2 separate regions of the Homo sapiens genome follow, and region 2 is linked to region 1. Evidence: chromatin contacts called from ENCODE Hi-C data. All regions are on one chromosome and are shown on one strand. The core of a region is the stretch at or near the end of the contact, and the rest is flanking DNA. Distances in the headings are between cores, read along the strand shown. Region 1 overlaps LOC107986178 (a long non-coding RNA gene). Region 2 overlaps LOC107986178 (a long non-coding RNA gene).

What was found. A loop is a pair of places that touch in the nucleus more often than their neighbours do. Pooled maps may share reads with other maps.
Region 2: a loop to region 1 is called in a map of endothelial cell of umbilical vein, with 5 times the contacts of the local background. The contact joins two enhancer-like sites. A Hi-C loop is called at or near these places in 3 of 168 maps with a recorded cell type or tissue (HCT116, PC-9 and endothelial cell of umbilical vein) and 2 of 50 pooled maps.

The regions. Positions count from the first base shown.
Region 1 is chr4:11,547,623-11,550,283 of GRCh38, reverse strand. The region is part of intron 1 of LOC107986178 (a long non-coding RNA gene); the gene reads right to left. Among named protein-coding and RNA genes, the nearest start is that of HS3ST1, 120 kb to the right of the region's middle. Within about 2 kb of position 1,308, at least 5 of the 41 ENCODE cell types and tissues checked have a DNase peak (open chromatin) inside an H3K27ac peak, as active enhancers do; they include HCT116, PC-9 and endothelial cell of umbilical vein, where a contact is called at or near this core.
Region 2 is chr4:11,697,607-11,700,267 of GRCh38, reverse strand. The region is part of intron 2 of LOC107986178 (a long non-coding RNA gene); the gene reads right to left. Among named protein-coding and RNA genes, the nearest start is that of LINC02360, 71 kb to the left of the region's middle. RefSeq lists an enhancer at 652-1,851. Within about 2 kb of position 1,292, at least 5 of the 41 ENCODE cell types and tissues checked have a DNase peak (open chromatin) inside an H3K27ac peak, as active enhancers do; they include HCT116, PC-9 and endothelial cell of umbilical vein, where a contact is called at or near this core.

The DNA.
Region 1 (2,661 bases), core at 59-2,558:
AAAATAGATTAGTGGTTACCTAAGGATGAGTGGGAGGAGAAAGTGGGAGATGATTGTTAATGGATATGAGATTTATTTTACAGGGGAAAAGTGTCTTATAATTTATACAGATGTTCCTCGACTTATGATCGAGTTACATTGCAATAAATCCATCATAAGTCAAAAGCACATTTAATACCCTGACAAACCCATCATAAAGTTGAAAAATGATCAGTGGAACAATCCTAAGTTGAGGACTGTCTGTATTGTGGTAATTGTTGTGTAGCCCTGTACATATTCTAAAATATGTTGAATAATACACTTTAAATAAGTTAATTGTATCCTATGCAAATTATATTTCAGTAAAACTGTTAATAAGAAGTTGTAGTTAGTGACTACCATGGATCATAGATCATAATGAAAAATGGCAGATAAGCAGTCCACTCTCACAACAACAGTAGATTAGGACAGTTTAGTCATTTGTATACTTTATAATAAACCAAATACAAGTTCAGCAGACTTCTAACATCTTGCACACTCTTTCATCCCCAAGCTGGATTTACTACAAATGTCACTCTCCTCATGGGGTATTTAGAGTCTTGTCATTGCAGAGGTATTTGTTTCTTCCCATTTTGCCTCAGAACTATCCTTTACAAACACAAAGCATGACACCATATGTAGAGCTGTTCACATTCCCTACTAGGTGGGAATCAATCATGCCATATGTAGTTTTGTTTCACTTGTATCCACCAATAACAGCAGCTTCTCAGCAAATGCTTGTGAAAAGAACAGGTAAATAAAGTCCTCCATCAGTGGTTGAAAATTTGTGTCCAATCAGCTACCATTAGACAGAAAACATACTTTGTTTCATGTACACAGATGTTGACTAAAGTAAACTGGTTGCCAACATTTAAATATTGGGCATTTCCACATAAAAACCCACATTTCTAGGCTCTTGAAAATTTGAAGAAAATTTGACTTCTGGTCCCACATGAGAGCAGTCAACTGAATAATTACTGTATCCTAATTTGCCACGAACTCCACCATTCTTGTCTATACATTCATGCATTTTCATTTACTTATAACATTTACATTTGCTTCCTGGTCTATGCACACATTTGATATTATGTGATTTCTGTGTTAACCTGTAACACATTATATAGCTTTCAATGAAAAAATAATTTTATTTTTGTTCTCTTGAAATTGCCTTAGAACTAAGACTGCCATTAGAATGGCCCCAGAGCTTCCAGAGGACATGTAAGTGAAACAAGTGGATGAGTCATCAGAACCTCTGTGCCTGTCATTCACTCCAGTATCGGTGTTTCAAGGTGCACCTTCCAGCAAGAACCTTCTGAGTCACTGCTTAGAAAGTCTGTGGTTACCAAATTATTTAGTAAATAATTTATGTTATTTTTCTCACATTAGTAAAATTACCATAATTTTGTTTTCCCTTTCTGTTTATTAATATCTCTGGGTTCTGCTTGGAAGTCCAGAAAACTTTTTCAGGAAGCAGGCTGCCTCTGAGGCCATTCTCCTTCCTGTCATGTTCAGAAATTCCTGTTCTTCAAGTGGACTCATTTCCTTTCTGCCATTGCAGCTGTTACTCAACCACCTTGGATGCAGAAAGATAAGAAGGGTGACCCCACCTTCTTGTCACCACTTAAGGGTTCAAGTACTATGTGTACACCAATGGCTTCAAACTGTGCATTTTTATCTCAACCTCTCCCCCCAGCATCCAAGGCACACATCCAGTGTCTACGTTTAATCTTAATTTTGATATCCCATGGGCATCTCAAATTTGAGGTTTTGACACCATTACCCACTCCACACGCATAGTCCTCCTACTGTAGCCTTTCCAAACTCAGACTGGCAACTCCATTCCAGCCTAAGCAACTTCCAGCTGCCTTAGAGGCACAAAACTCTGCAGTCTCCTATGACTCCTCTCTTGCTCTCACTCCTGACATCTTGCTCACAAGCAAATTCTATTGGCTCCTTCAAAATGTATCTGAATCTCCCACCTCCACTCCCAACTCCTGGTCCATGCCAGCCTCTTCTCTTAACACTGCAAGAGGCTCCACACTGTCTTTCTGCTTCTGGTCTGCTCCCACATCCCTTTCAGTGTATTCTCAAAACACCCATCTGAGTAATTCTCATGAAATATGTCCCATCTCACTCCTCATGTGCTAGCTTCTCCATTTACCCCAGACTGCAAGCCAACAACCTTGCAGCGGCCTCAAGGCCAGAGATGATCCAGACATACATCCTCTCTCCAGACTTTTCCCTGTTCTATTCCCCGCCTTCCACTCTGCTGAGTGGAGTTCCTGATAACTATGCAATGTTCTTTTCTCAGATGTCTGCATGACTAGTTCTATGTCTCTTTATTCAAATTTTACTTTCTCTATTAGGGTTCCATAGCCACCTCTTCAAAATTATTCCCCCAGTACTTCTGATTCTCCTTACCTAATTTATTTATCAGCTTGGCATTTATCACCATCTTTATATTTTGTACTATATATTATATACATACTATATATACACACATACATATTTGTATACTTATATAATTTTACATAAATTTATAAAACTATATAGAAACATTTACATTTTTACTTATAAACAAATTACATATAAAAGCATATATTTTATGTATTTTACTTGTTCATATATTTTATCAGATTCACT
Region 2 (2,661 bases), core at 43-2,542, 150 kb before region 1:
ATTACTTCTCCATGTACCAGTGAGGAAACTGAGGCATATGACTTCCCCAGAATTACATAAGTTAAACAGAGACAGAGCCAAGTCAAGAACACAGTCTTCTAAGATGGCCTCATTTTTGACTTTTCTTCTTACTAAAACTTGCTGACTTTGATTTCATATGGCTGATTTCTAAAATAAGGACTTAGTTAGGCTTCTAACTGAGACCATTCAATAGATGTCTTAGTAAAAGTCATCATGTGTGGGTTCTAAGGACTGGTTTCCTGGGAACAATATGCCCTTCGAAGATAGGAACCTAAACATAACTCATTCAAGCGGAGGATGAAACCTTCAGGGCTGTAAAGCAAGATTCTAGATCAGAACATCAGGTGGAGAGTAAAAGATACTTCCATGAAATCCTAATGATGGTCCTAGCTCTGAATTGTTACTTGGTTGATAATTTTCTTATCTCTCTGAGTCTCAGGGTTCTTATCTGCAAAATGGAAATATTATCTGCTCTAATTCAGAGTTCATGACAATCAATTGTGATACGGAAAATGAAGAGCACCCCAAAAGTCTGTAGCAGATATGTAAAAGCCTATTAACCTTGTCTTAATAACATTAGGTTCTGAAATCAACAAATACAATTAAAATTGTATAAGTTGAAATGACTCCCCAAAGTCTTTTGAGAAGGTACAAAATTAAACACTATTATTTTTTATCTGCCTAACACAATCAGCTTTCCCTCCTGTGTACATACAAATTGGTCTCTGTTTCCTTCAGCATAGAAGACGTTGTTAATTTTCTTCCAAGGAACATGTGAAACAGGAAAAAATATGAATATTTACTATAAGAATCAGACAACTGAAGCAACAGCACATTCCTCTCTCACTTGTCACAATCAAGGACATATTCAGAGGAACAGATAAACGAGGGGTAGAATCACCTGTGCTCTATTCATTGTCATATTCCATCTCTCTCCCTCTTCATTATCATTATTATCAACAGCATGATTATTATCCTGTCATTATATGCCAGCATGCATAGTTTAATCGTATAAATCAAATTTGTGTATGATGCAAGACCATGGTGTTTAGAAATCAGATTCAGAAGCCCTCAGTTGTAATTGAAGTGGCATACTGTGAGATGAGCCTCCAGTCATTATTCAAAATGCAGTGAGTCAGCGCTTCCCATTTTAGATCACACAGCCCAACCCCACCTAAGATATGAATCCTAAGGTTTATAAATTCTACTGTGGTTTAGCTTTCCTGAGATTTTTGACTCAGCTTCCTGCCCTGCCCTCATCAAGTTCTAGTGACATTCCAATGACTGTTAGGGAAGATAAAGTATAGGATCTGAAAAGAGCAGCGTCCAAGGTAGTAATCTACAGGGGTGGATGACTCCCATCTTGGTGGTTGTGCCAGCCAGTTCCATATTTAACACACAATGCATGGGACTTGCAGGTTGGGTGTGTGTGTGTGTGTGTGTGTGTTTCCCTTAAATACACTGAGTCGTATTCACAATCTGAATATAAAGAACTAGCAAACATCTGAACTGAGCTTCTTCGGACCAAGCTAAGACTCAAAGCAATTTTCCTTTTAGTTATTTCAGAATAGATACTGATCAGGTTAACTTTTGCAGACTCTTCCCTACCTTAGGGTGGTAGTATTTCAGTGGGTAGCAGTTAGAGCTCGGGACATACTAGTAAACCAAGGTAGACGCCAGGCTCTGCTCAAAAGCCACCACTGAGAAGAGTTTTCCCCAAAACCACTTTTCTCAACACTGGGCTCTTCCTTCCCCACTCTCTTCACAGGATTCCTGTTTGCTATTTCAGAGATACTATGGTTCTTATAGACAGTGGCAGCAGGCTCCCAAATCTTCTCCTTGCTTTTATTCTCAGCATACTCCAATTTATCTCCCACACTGTAGCCAGAGGTAGCTTTTAAATTGTAAATTTGACAAAGTAATTTACTGCCTAAAACCTGTCAGTGTCTACCAGTTACCTTCAAGACAGCATTCAAAATCCTTAAGAAGCCTTTCAAATCACTTGGCAAGCCAGCCCAAACAACCGTCACGCTTTATCTCTTACCACACCTTCAGAGAGTGCTGCCAGATTAAATTAGAAACAGAGAGGAGGCCAAAAAAAAAAAAAAAAAAGGCAAGAACATATAAAAAACAATTTTCTTTGCTTTCTCTAACTACATGGAACTCACATATAATCTATGTTAAAGCCATTGCCTCTTCACCACAGTTCTGTTAAAGAAGAAAACCCTAAACATCTGACTTTTCACTGGATCATAAACATTTAAAGATGGAAAAGACACAAAGCAGATTTTCTACACCTTTCGTGAAGACCTACACCTCCTTAGCTTTTAGGAATCCAACTTTTTAAAAAATCTGATTTAAAGGTGACTGAGCAACCTGCCCTTGTTTCTATTTTTCAGCGTCCCTCAGAAAATCTGTGTTAGGTTCAGTAAGCATGTAATGAATGCTGAGGCTTTTGTGCCAACCTATTACTGGTGCTGAAATGGATTCTGAGTGAAATTCTGACCTGCTTTATCCAGTATCAGTGAGTGACGGTGTTACATGGTGCAACAGTATCTATGTCTCTCTGCAAAAGGCAGTCTTCAGCTTAAACTCAATTTGGCTAGTGCATGTTCGATTAAAAAAAAAAAGTGGTCCCTG